Regions from separate parts of the Mus musculus genome. Here region 1 is linked to region 2. A link is a contact called in ENCODE Hi-C data. All regions are on one chromosome and are shown on one strand. The core of a region is the stretch at or near the end of the contact, and the rest is flanking DNA. Distances in the headings are between cores, read along the strand shown. Region 1 holds the start of Olfr649 (olfactory receptor 649). Region 2 holds the start of Olfr243 (olfactory receptor 243).

Evidence for each region. A loop is a pair of places that touch in the nucleus more often than their neighbours do.
Region 1: a map of T-helper 17 cell shows a loop between it and region 2 (5-fold over the local background). The contact joins the promoter of Olfr649 here to the promoter of Olfr243 in region 2. A Hi-C loop is called at or near these places in 4 of 37 maps with a recorded cell type or tissue (T-helper 1 cell, T-helper 17 cell and v-Abl transformed pro-B cells).

Annotation. Positions count from the first base shown.
Region 1 is chr7:104,186,699-104,193,574 of GRCm38, reverse strand. Olfr649 (olfactory receptor 649) reads left to right here and starts at 3,370. Exons shown (of 1, transcript NM_147055.1): 1 at 3,370-4,308. The coding sequence starts at 3,370. The coding sequence ends at 4,308.
Region 2 is chr7:103,711,881-103,718,588 of GRCm38, reverse strand. It overlaps Olfr243 (olfactory receptor 243), which reads right to left and starts at 1,993. Exons shown (of 1, transcript NM_001025386.1): 1 at 1,043-1,993. The coding sequence starts at 1,993. The coding sequence ends at 1,043.

The DNA of each region.
Region 1 (6,876 bases), core at 2,121-4,620, 470 kb before region 2:
TAAAAAAACTTATTCTTTACATAAGTTACATCCCGAATGCAGTTTCCCCTACCTCTACACCTCCCAGTTTCATACCCTATCTCTCTCCTCTCCACCAAATCCACACCTCCTCCAATTCCTTAAAAAGCAAAGCAAAGCAAAGCAAAGCAAAGCAAAGCAAAGCAAAGCAAAGCAAAGCAAAGCAAAGCAAAGCAAAGCAAAGCAAAGCAAAGCAAAGCAAAGCAGGCCTTCCAGGGATATCAACCAAACATAGCATAACAAATTAAAATAAGACTAGGCACAAATTGTCATATCAAGGCTGGGTGAGGTGACCAAGTAGGAAGAAAATGGTCCCAAGTACAGGCAAGAGTCAGAGGTAGCCTCCAGTGCCACAGTTGGAGTCCTGCAAGAACACCAAGCTAGTAACCATAACATACATGCAGAGGGCCTAACTCAGACCCACACATACTGTCTGTGTTGCTTCAGTCTCTGTGAGGCCCCATGAGCCTGATTAGTTGATTCTGTGTTCTCATGGTGTGTTCTCAACCTCTCTAGCTCATAGAATCTACGAAGAAAGTCTTTTAAAGAAAAGATTCTATATGGTCACAGACATCTACAGTTAATGAATAGATGTCAAAAAATTTGGGGAGATTTTCTTGGAGGATAATAATGAAACAGGAAACGTGGCTGCATGGATGGTACATCACTGGGGACAGTTAGTTCAAATAATTACATGACAAAGGAAGATTCACAAAGGTTGGTTAGGTGGCTGATAGGCAAAGATGCTTGCTTAACAAGCCTGTGACCTGAGTTGGATCCCTGAAACCCATAGAAGGAGAGAACAAACTCCATAAAGTTGCCTTCTGACCTCCACTTGGGTGCAGTGGTCTGCCTACACACAGTAACCACAATTAAATTCTAGGAAATGCCTGTAAGTGATATGACTTACATTTTCATTAAGGAGTGTTCCCTTCAATGGTTTACAGGCCCCTTTTCTCTGTGTAATGGTTACATACTAATTTCCTTAAGATATTTTTAAGTTGCTCTATTGTGTGTGTGTGTGTGTGTGTGTGTGTGTGTGTGTGTGTGTGTGTAGTTTGCAGGAGTCAGTTTCTCCTCCCACTCTTTGGATCCCAGGCATCAAACTTAAGTTACTGATCTTGAAGGCAAGGGCCTTTACCTGCCAATACTTCTCACTGACCTCAAAAGTGCTTTCTCTGATTTCCATTTTGCTAAGCTTTATTTTATCATATTTAAATTTATCCAAAATATGCCTATTTATCCTTTTATTTTATCTGTTCTCCATTATTTTGTGTGTTTCACATGTCAGCAACATATAATTGGATTTTATTTGGAAAACCTTTACTGAGTGTGCAGATTTTAAAATTGAAAATTTGTTCAGACAATGTTGTAGTCGTTAGTGGTATGTTTATTATACTGTTGGCAGGTTTTGCATTTTTTAGTTTGCTATGTGTTCTTTACACTATGCAATCCTCTGCCTATTGCTATTCTGATAATACGTATTTTCTGTTTTCCATAAAATTACCGGCTGTGTAGTGAATTTTGCTTGTGAACATAGAGGTTTTGGAAAAGGCTTGGTGTTTGATTTCGACTATGAGACTTATTGTTCAATTATTGTGTAGTCTTTGGAAGAGAGTGTGTTGCTCTCTGGGTTAGTTTCTACATCTGCAAAATATGGATAATATTATGATGTGTCTTGTAGGTTTTGTTTGTTTCTTAAAGAGAGGGCCTCATATATCCCAGACTGGCCTCAAATTTGCTATTTAGCTCGGGATGAATTTAACTTCTGATCTTCCCTAGTGCTGGGATTACAGGCATGTGGTGGCACCAGGACGTGGGGGGAGGGTGATAAATCTTCTTTCTATAGGCAAAGCAGGCACTATACCATCCAAGCCAGGCCCCAATCTTCTTAGATGACGTTTAGGAAAGTTACAAAAGTGGTTTCATGCTAAGATTTTTCAATTGTCGAATGCTGAAAATTCTCAAAACAAATCTGAGTATTGGGGGGGCGGGGCGGGTATTGCTTCAACTCAGCATTTAGAATAAAAAAATTCTGTGTTCACCCACTAGAGGTCCTTCCAGCATTATATTTAGAAAATACAAAGACTCAGTCTTCTCCAACTCTTAAGCGTTTTCTCCTTCATCCTTAAGGTAGATTGGAGGCTCAGCTTCATATCTACTTCACGAGGCGGCATCAGGCAGTCCTGTCTCAGAGAGCTTGTTTCTGCAGGTTCCAAGGAGGACAGTGACCGAAACTGGGGTGGGTTGGTGTTTTGACAGATCTGGGTTCCGCTTAGGACTGTTCCTTTTACATCTTAAAATCTCTTGTGAATCCTTGCCATTTCACAAGATCTGCATGTACCACCAGGTAAAGGGTGACCCCATGAAAGAATACTGGTCATGGAATCTAGTGATTTGGCTCCTTGGCCAGAGGGATGACTTGAGTTTCTCAAAACAAAACAAAAGAAAAAGAAACAAATCCTTCCCCCCACCTCCCCCAAACAAGGTATAACTGTGTATCCTTGGCTGTCCTGGAACTCTGTAGACCAGACTGGCCTCAAAATTACAGATTATCTGCCTGCCTTCGCCTTCAGAGTGCTGGGGTCAACGGAATGCGCCACCACCATCTGGAGACAAAATTCATTTTTAACGAAGGGTTTCTAAATGAGATAACACATTAGACATGTTGGAGTAAAGTAGGCATCCAAAATTGTTAAATTACTTCATGTTCCCGATAGTGGGACATTCTCTTTAGTGTAATCCTATTCCTGAAGGCAGTTAGAATACTTTTCCCTATACATATCCATGCAGTGATGAATTATATAGACTCAGGGAAAACATGGTCATTTAAATAGGATTAGCATTTTATAAACTGGACAAGTTATTTCTCTTGATTTGGTTTCTATTGAAATGTGGGAATTAACACCAGGGGTCTGATAGCTCTTTGTTAAAGTCATGACCATGACTCTCTTTGGGGTGGAGGGGAATTTGTTTGTTTATTTATTTACTTTGTATGTGAGTGTTTTGCCTGAATGTATATATGTGTATTTATTATGTGTGTGCCTGTTGCCTGCTTAGATCAGGATGTGGGACTGGATTTAGCAGGTGACTGTGAGCCACCATATCCACAAAATAAGTGTCAGAAATCGAACATAAGTCCCCTGGAAGAGAGGCCAGTGCTCTTAACCACTGAGCCATCTCTCCTGCCCATGAGTATTGCTCTTAATGGTAATCGGATTTTCTTTTTCAAATATAGAAAACAGAACTGCTCCCAAAGAGTTTGTGGAGAAAGAGTGAGTGCACAATTGCTCATGCTCACCATACACGCTTGATTTTAGGACAGAAGAACTAATTATTCTTCAGATCTCAATGGTTATGCACAACGTGAGTAGCTACAACACTGGCCCCTTCACTCTCTCGGGCATCCCTGGACTTGAGCAGTACCATGTCTGGATCAGTATCCCTTTCTGCTTTATCTATCTCGTGGCCATCCTGGGCAACAGCATCCTTCTCTACCTTATTGCAGTGGAACACAGTCTTCATTCCCCCATGTTCTTCTTCCTTTCCATGTTGGCCATGACTGACCTCATATTGTCTACCACCTGTGTCCCCAAGACCCTTAGCATCTTTTGGTTTGGTCCTCAGGAAATCAGTTTTCCTGGATGTCTGACTCAGTTATTCTTTTTACACTACAGCTTTGTCTTGGACTCAGCTATCTTATTGGCCATGGCATTTGACCGCTATGTGGCCATCTGTTCACCCTTGAGGTATACCACTATTCTCACACCCAAAACCATTGTCAAAATTGCTGTGGGAATCTCTTTCCGAAGTTTCTGTGTTTTTGTGCCATGTGTTTTCCTTGTGAATCGCCTACCCTTCTGCAGGACACACATCATTGCCCATACCTACTGTGAACACATTGGTGTTGCCCGGCTGGCATGTGCAGATATCTCCATCAACATCTGGTATGGGTTTTGTGTCCCCATCATGACAGTGATTATAGATGTGATCCTCATAGCCATCTCCTACACTCTCATTTTATGTGCTGTTTTTCGCCTTCCCTCCCGAGATGCACGCCAGAAGGCCCTGAGCACCTGCGGTTCCCATGTCTGTGTCATCCTCATGTTCTATATACCAGCCTTCTTCTCCATCCTTGCTCATCGCTTTGGGCGAAATGTCCCCCGCACTTTTCATATTATGTTTGCCAACCTGTATGTAATCATCCCACCTGCACTCAACCCTATTGTCTATGGAGTGAAGACCAAGCAGATCCGGGACAAAGCCATTCTTCTGCTCTTCCCCAAATGATCTCAGTGACTGAAGTCTTGGATCTTGGGCCATTTCATAAAGTATAGTAGGTAAAAGGCTGAACCAGCAACCACTGACCTCCAGGAGACGACACATGGAGCTATTGGGGTTTTGCTTTCTTAGTTATTTTATGCAGAAGCCTCCTCAACCATTTTAGTTTTAGGAAAAGAAGCTCAGAGTTTAGAAGATAAAGGTATTTATCTCGCTTCTGAAAATAAACAACTTATCTTAAGGAGAATCTTTCAATTCTTTTTGGCTGTGCTAAGGTAATAAAGACTCATTGATAACAATGGAAGTTGCTGTTCTGTTTTCACTTAAAATATTTGTGACAAATCAGTTATTTTTTTACACACACCTTAATTCTGTATTTATGCATCATAGTAAGGTAGAAAATTTACTGCTGATCCTATAGATTTCTATATTAAGAAAATTAAATTTGTTCATTTGTGTGTGCATACATGTATATGTGTGTGTGTGTGTATATCAATACGGACACGTGCATGACACAGTTTTCATGTGGAGGCCAGAGGACAACTTGTAGGGAAGGTAGTCCTCTATTTCCACTATGTAGGTTCTGAGGATCAAAGGTAGGTTTTCTACCTTGGGGACAATGACCTTTACTTGCTGAGACATCATGATGTCACAAGTTTCTAGAGTTTGTTTGTTTGTTTTTAAAGATTTATTTATTTATTTAAATGCACGTGAGTACACTGCTGCTCTCTTCAGACACATCAGAAGAGGGAATCAGATCCTATTATAGATAGTTGTGAGCCACCATGTGGTTGGTGAAAATTGAACTCAGGACCTCTGGAAAAGCAGTCAGTTCCCTTAACTGCTGAGCCGTCTCTCCAGCTAAAGTTTCTAGAATTTTAATATGGTTGTTATTATTTATTTCTAAACAACATTAGTTATGTGTCCTGATAACTACCAGGTGCATAGACAATGTTTATCAAGTAATTTCATAGAAAATCTTAATGAAATCATTAATCAGTATTGCAAATGTTTTTCTTAGGAGAGGATTAGAAATACACACACACACACACACACACACACACACACACACACACACATTTTATGTGCCTAGCCATCAAAAATAGTAACAAGGTCTCAAATTAAACAAATTGCTCAATACAATACATGTAATTGAATTTATTGGAGATTTTATTTTAAGACATTTTACTTCATTTGAACTCCTCCAAGACAAAGAAAGAACAGGGCCAACTGCCTGTCAGGGTGCCACTCCTTGATCCTGCTAAAAGAATTCTATTCATGCATAAAATAATAGGTTTTTTGATGTCATTTAACTGGAGGCAAATGCCAGGTGACATATTTTGAAGATGTGAGTTACACATATAGAGTAGGGTATTGAAGCATATGCATATTTTAGTCCAGTGAAAACCATTTAGACATACCAGGACCTTGTTTATATTGGCTGGGGATGTAATGACAAAAGAATAAGAAAGAGCGTTGTTTATTTTATGAAGAGATAGAGAAGTTAAGGAGAAGAATTACAAATGTCCGAGTCTTAAGCCTACCTTGCTATTCATACAAAATAATGACCCAAGGAAAAGTGACTGGTAATATATTTTTTAAAAAAATCTCCATGTTTGACTGACATTTAAATAATTATCCTGTAATATTAGATATGGAAAAAAGACACTTTAAAATGTAGTTATTGGCAATATTGTGTGTCTAATCAGAAGGAGACTAAATTAAAGTAAAAACTGTGCTGGGGAGTTGGCTCAACAGCTAACATCACAAGTGTGACGACCAGCGTTTTGATCCCCACAACCAATGCAAATGTTGGGTATGTGTGTGAAAGTGTAATTCTAGCTTCATGGAGATGGGATCTCCAGAAAAAGCTGGCTAGTGATACTAGCCATATCTGTGAGCTCTGTGTTTGACTGCGAGATCCTGCCTCAACTGTTAAAGTGCAAAGAGTTGATAATTCCTGATATCAACTTTAGAGATGGCTCGGTGGTTAAGAGCACTAACTGTTCTTCAGGACGTTATGAATTCAATTCCCAGCAACCACACTTAAAGCTTACAAGCATCTGTAATGGGATCTGCTTCTAGGGACAGGTGACATTTTTTGGGGGGTTGAGGTTTGCTTGTACATGTATTGTGATAAGTATGTGGAATAAAGGCTACACCTGTATGCTTGTCTGTCATACCGCCTAGGTTTCCAACTCAAGACCTCACTCACCAGGTAGAGAATTTGGGATCTCCCTGTAATAATAATGACATCAGAATAAACTTCTGTCTAGAATTTTTCTTATCTATTTGGCAAAATGGCACACACACACACACACACACACACACACAGGAATGGGATCTAATAAATCTTAAAAAAACAGAGAGGTTTTAAGATTTATTTATTTTATTTATATGAGTACACTGCAGCTGTCTTCAGACACTCAGAAGAGGGCATAGGATCCCATTACAGATGGTTATAAGCCACCATGTGGTTGCTGGGAATTGAACTCAGGACCTCTGGAAGAACAGTCAGTGCTCTTACCCGCTAAGCCATCTCTCCAGCCCTAGAAATTCTTCTTCTTCTTCTTGTTT
Region 2 (6,708 bases), core at 744-3,243:
CTCTATAGTGATGCTGAATGTGATTACAAATTATAAAACAAATGACTACCTTTATTTATAATATAAGTACATTCAGATGAAGTTCACACATAGTGGTATCAATGCTACTTTATACTTTTAAATAGAATTTCAAATATTTAATATGTAGCGTTACTTTTTGAAAAGTGTTCATTAATAAAACTTTAATTTATACAGAAATATAACTGTCTTTTATAGTAAATTAAGACTAAATCTGTTTAGAATTGTTTTAATTTCATCTATAGCAGGTAGAGAACTAATTAAGAAGCTGAAAATGTTATCATGTATGAGAAGAAATTAAAACTAAGACTTAGTACCTCTTCAAAGAGAAATAGATTAAACATTCATCAGGAGCAAAGGTTTGGGTTGTCAAGACAGCTCAGTTGTTAAGCTCTTGCTGTTCAAACTTGAATTCAATTCCTTGGAATCTATGTAAAAAGCTGAGTCTGATGGCACATGTTTTAGCTCATTGGTTGGAAAGGTAAAAGAATACTTCCATGCCAGAACAATAAAAGTGTGAGCACCACGTCATAAGAGGCCACTCACAAACAACAACAACAACAACAACAACAACAACAACAACAACAACACAAAACAAAGACAACAAAAGCCAAGGTAACAAAATGGAATATATCTGGCTTTCATATGCACCTGCAAACACTCTCTCTCTCTCTCTCTCTTTCTCTTCCTTTTCTTCTTCTTCTTCTTCTTCTTCTTCTTCTTCTTCTTCTTCTTCTTCTTCTTCTTCTTCTTCTTCTTCTTCTTCTTCTTCTTCTTCTTCTTCTTCTTCCTCTTTCTCTTTCTTTCTCCTTCTTCTCCTCTTCCTTTTTCACTTTCTATCTCTTTTTTCTCTTTCTCTCTCTTTCTCTCTCCCTCTCTCTCAAACACACACACAAAGAGACCGAGACAGAGAGAGAGAGAGAGAGAGAGAGAGAGAGAGAGAGAGAGAGAGAGAGAGTCTGTAAGCAAAATAAGAGTGTTGAGTGAGATTTGCTATTTGAAACAAAAGTAAATAAATGAAACATCAATAAGAATAATTACAATACAAAATTTTGGACACTTGATCTCGAATCTGTTTGGTCTTCACACCATAAACAATAGGATTGAGCAAAGGTGGGACAAGTAGGTAAAGGTTGGACAGGAGAATGTGAATGTAAGATGGAACATGGTAGCCAAACCTATGTGTAAAGAAGGAGAAGAAGGCCAGAAGGTAAAACTCCAAGAAGACACAAATATGGGCAATACATGTATTAAAGGCTTTGAGTCTTGCTTCCTTTTGAGGGAGCTTGAAGACCGTTATAAATATTCTAATGTAGGAAAGTGTGATGAAAATTATGTCTAGTCCAAGAATACTGAAGGCCACAAACAGACCATAGATCTTGTTGACATGAACATCTTCTGCTGCCAGCTTCACAATGGCCATGTGCTCACAGTATGAATGGGAAACAACAGTGGTCCAGTAGAATTTCAACCTGCATTTGATGAGAATGAGACATGGAGCTACAAACAGGGCTGCTCTGAGTGTGACTCCTACTCCTATTTGAGTGAGGAGTCGCTGGGTAAAGATGGATGCATGTCTTAGAGGATCACAGATTGCCACATAACGGTCCATTGCCATGGCAAACAAGATGCCTGACTCAATACATTGGAATGTGTGAATCAGCCACATCTGTAAGAGGCAGACATCAAAGTATATGGTTGGAAGGTGAAACCAGAATATTCCTAACATTTTTGGTAAGATGCAAGTACTGATGGCAATGTCTGTTGCTCCAAGCATTGCTAGGAAGAGGTACATGGGTTCATGGAGGCTTCGCTCAACTTTGATGACAACTAGGAGTAGAGAATTCCCCAAAAGTGCAATGATGTACATGATACAGAAAGGAATCCCAATCCAGAACTGCACAGACTCCAAGCCAGGAATCCCAGTCAGAGTCAGCACTGAAGGCCTGAAGATGGTGCTGTTGAGATGGGGCATGCTGCCTCAGCCTGTAGACATATGGCTTCTCAATTAGACTGGCAGCTGGTGCTGAGAATATTCCTTCTGTGTTATGCTCTCACCTAGATTGACACAATCAGAGACTGAATGGGATTTCACATGGCATTTTTCAGATACAGAATTTTACTGACAAGACTGTTTTATGTAGATCCAAGAATCTCTACATATCTTCTCTAGGTGTGATTGTTTTATTTCAGAGTTCAGTTTTTTTTATTAGTGGATATTTCATTTATTTACATTTCAAATGTTATCCTCTTTCCTTGTTTTTTTTCCACAACCCCCCTAGACTATCCCCTTGCCCCTGCTTTTATTAGGGTGCCCACCCACCCATTCCCACTTCACCACTCTGGCATTTCCCCTATACTGGGGCATTGAGCCTTCAAAGGACCAAGGGCCTCCCATTGATCACAGACAAGGCTATTTTCTGCTACATATGTGGCTGGAGCCATTGGTCACTCCATGTGTACTCTTTTATTGGTGGTTTAGTCCCTGGGAGCTCTGGGGTGTCTGGTTGATGATATTGTTGTTCTTATTGGGCTGCAAATCCCTTTAACTCCTTTAATCCTTTCTGTGACTCCTCTATTGGGGTCCTCGGGCTCAACTCATCTCCCTCATATTTATCTCTTTCCATGTCTATCTCATCACAAACATACACAATAAACATACACAAGAGACACACACTCTCCAAATAAAAGCTTATTATGTATATTCCAGAAAGAAGACAAGTCTGTATACTTATGAAAGTATTTAATTGAAAATGAGATTTGGTTGCATGTGATATATATATATGCATATAAGCATTTGTTGTTACATCTTTTTCAAGAAGCAATTCTCCATTTAACAAAGATGTGAGAAAAAGGGCAATGAAATGTATTTTCACTCTTTACTGATACAGTAGTATCAGTAAGCACTGAATAAATAATGAATTATGAAGAAGTTTACTATATCTTAGTATTTCATGACATAGATAGTCTTCTCTTTCTCCTCTCTCTAAAAGTCCTCTTTTCTCCACCTTGATCACCTTCTGCTTTAACATGTTTAAATATATACAAAATGTGTGTGTTATATATGTCTATTCTCAATAATATATGCTTTCTATTAATATGATTGTTATTTTTAGCCTGCAACATTATATATTTTGTCTCAATATGATGAAGTAAATTGTCTTTAAATTCTAGAATAAGACCACGTTGGGTAAAATTTTTTTGTAGAAATGATATCTGAATTTACTAAAGATGAAAGAAGAATTTTGTAATTAAGATTTAACCACTTAAATAAAACTACTATACAAAAATAATCTTAATATTACAGATGTCATTACTATAATCACTCTTACATTCTTTTAGTATTTGGAGAATCTGTTTTTTAATTCTACATTATATCCAGAGTAAAAGATGTATTATTGCTGTCTTGCACTTCTTTTGTAGTTTTCCTAACATATTTGTTTCTTATTTAACTCCCAGATTAAACATCTACTCTTTGAATTCTCTTTGTCTTTAATTATAAGTTAAATTATTAAAAAGTTAGTATTTATCTGTTTTCTTATTGAGGGAATATTTAATGATTATAATCTTTTAGAAACCTCCAAGTTAATTGTAGCGTACTTTCATTTCAATTGGTTAAGTTTTGAAATAATATTTTTTTAAATACAGATCTACATTATTGCCAGTTGTGCACATGCAGAGATAACTGGAGGCTAGGATTAGGAAAAGGAAACGACCAATACCAAAAATGTTAAAAATCTTAGTGTCTTTTAGTATAAGCATTGTGTGCTTTTAATTACCACTTGCTGCTAATATAATGACTAAAAGTGGCTTACATACCTGTATCCATAAATGACTACAATAAAAGATGGGAAAAATACCTTCTAGTCTTAGAAAAAAAAATCAGCATTTCCTGTTAACACTCTGCACATTTAGGTCAAGTTCTATGGACATATTTCCTTCCTTTATATAATGTCTGAGCTGAAATATAATTAGAAGTCACTTCATATGTGCAGGTGCAATTCCCATAGTCTCTTCACATATTACCTTAGTGTTTCTTTTGGAAGTTCAGAGACTCACATGGGAACACAAACATGTTTAATTTCCAACCTCTTTGTATGGGCTCACATATTAATGATATTGTAGCATTTCAGAGGCTACTAAAGAACATGATTCATGTTCAGCATCCAAGCAAGGAGTATAGTGCAATTCTCATGGCACGAATGAGTAACCAACTAATCTTTAATACAAGGTCCAATGTTAATCAATCCCTGTCTTCATACTTATACAGTTCTTGCATCTATGAAGCACTACAGTGGTCCACCAGTACTCTTCTGTTAAATCCTGGTGACTCCTGTAATGTCCATATCAGTTTTAAAGCATAAACTTCAGTCTCAACAATTGATGGACAAAATTGTCTACAGATAACATAAAAAATATCCACAAAGTAATTTTTGTGTTTAAATGCCTCCTAAGATTTAATACATCAACACCAGGAGCAAACTGATCTATTTCTACTACCACAGTGCCTATACATGCAGGAATTCTCAATCTTACTTTACAAAGCTGAGAATGACTTTAACAGCAGCTGTCTAAATATCATAGAGACATAAAGCTATGCCCATTTGCTTTTGCAAAACTTACTGCCAATTACATCTAGAAAACATCTCTGGTGGTCATGGACATTGACTGTCTGATGTTAGGCAGTCCCAAGTAAGTGTAATCAATCAGCTTTTCCAAATGGGCTGGCTCATGTCATAGAGGCATTTACACTGCATACATAATCAATAAGTGTAATTTTTTTCACAATAGCATTTCTCCAAATTACAATCCTTTTATATTACCCAATGTGCATATTTAAAGCTATGTTCATTATGATATTTTGATGCATAAAAGATTGGGGAATGTAGTGTAGCAGTTAATGTTCTACATAGAAAAGATTTTTAATACATAAATAGTTCATTCTAATTTGTGAAGGAATATGTCCACAAAATGAATGGTTATTATTACCTATTTAAAACTAATACTATGAATACGAATCTCTAAATTCATTGCAATTTTCTTAAAGGCAAAACTCTAATGAATGGGTAATTAACATGTATCTATTTCTCTGTATTTCTGATATCCAAAGTGCTCTTGACAACTGTATACACTCAGAGACAAATATACACCTTATTTTCCATTCTTTGGGTTTTGTTTTGCTAAGAAAATGAGAATAAGTTTTTGAATTTGCAACTCTTTATTACTGTAACTTTCTACTCTTGATCACAATATCATAATGAGCATAGCCTTAAATATGCCTATTGGTGAATATAAAAGGATTACAATTCAAGAAAATGCTGTTGTGAAAATAGCAGAACCTTCACATGACTATGGGTGAAAGTCTGCCCCAAACCCTCTAAGTCAGGAGTGTAACAGAATATGTAAAGATGCTCAACTGTGAAAGAAAGAGTTGCCGAATGGGACTGATTGCACAACGTTTTACATTCTCATTAATTTTAAATACAATTTTTCATGTTAATCATAATTGCTAATACCACCTGAGAAAACAAATGAATGTTTTTTAATATTTTATTTTATTATTATTAATCATTCCATTTGTTTACATCTCAAATAATATCTCACTTCCTGGTTACTCCTTCATCAACCCACATTCTACATCTGTCTTTCCCCCTCCCTTTTGTCTACATGAGAGTGCACCTCCACCCACTCACACTCTCCTGCCCCACCGCTCCAGCATCCCCCTACTTTGGGGCATCAAACCTCCCCAGGACCAAAGGCTTCCCCTCCCATTGTTGTTGGGCAAGGCCATCCTCTGCTACATATGTATTTGGAGCCAAAGATCCCTTTATCTATACTCTTGGCTGGTAGTATAGTGTCTAGGAGAACTGGGTGGTCAGGCCAACCTATGTTGTTCTTCTGATGGTGTTGCAATCTCTGTCTGCTCCTCTAGTCCTTTTGCCAGCTCCCCACTGGGTTCCCTGAGTTCAGCCTGATGGATGGCTCCAAGTGTCCTCCTTTGCATTGGTCAGTTGCTGGCCAGACCTCCCCAGGAACTGCCATACTTGATTTTTGACCGCAAGTCCCTCTTGACCACTGCGACACTGTTGGGTTTGGTGCTTGAAGACATGATATATTCCCAGGTATGTCCATTCCCTGGTTGGACCTTCCTTCAGTCTCTGTTCCATTTTTTGTTCCAGTTCTTAATTTGGACAGGAACGTTTCTGGGTTAAGAAAACTTTGAGATGTGTGAGTGGCTCCATCCCTTGACTAGAGACTGTGCTAATCTGCTGGAGGTAGTCTCCACAGGTTCTAGCTCTCCCTTCTTTGTGCATTATGGGTAAAGTCATTCCCATTGGGTCCTGGGAGCCTCACATTTCTCTGGTGTCTGGCACCCTCTAGTGGCTATCCCCAGTTCCTCATTCCCCCTGCTACCTATTTTTATTAGATTTCTTGACGTTCTGTACCTCTCTCATGTCTCCTCCAGGTTCTGATACTGCCATCCTTATTTTCTCCTCTTCCTTTCCCCCTCCCTTGTCCCCTTCTCCTTCCATCTCCCACAATTGTCCAGTTTCCCCCTCAATGCAAGACTGAAGCATCCACCCCTGATCTTCCTTTCTTCTACCCTCCATATGGTCTGTAGGTTGTATCATAGGCATTGTGAACTTTGGGGTTAGTATCTACTTAGTACCTACCATGTGTGTTCTTTTG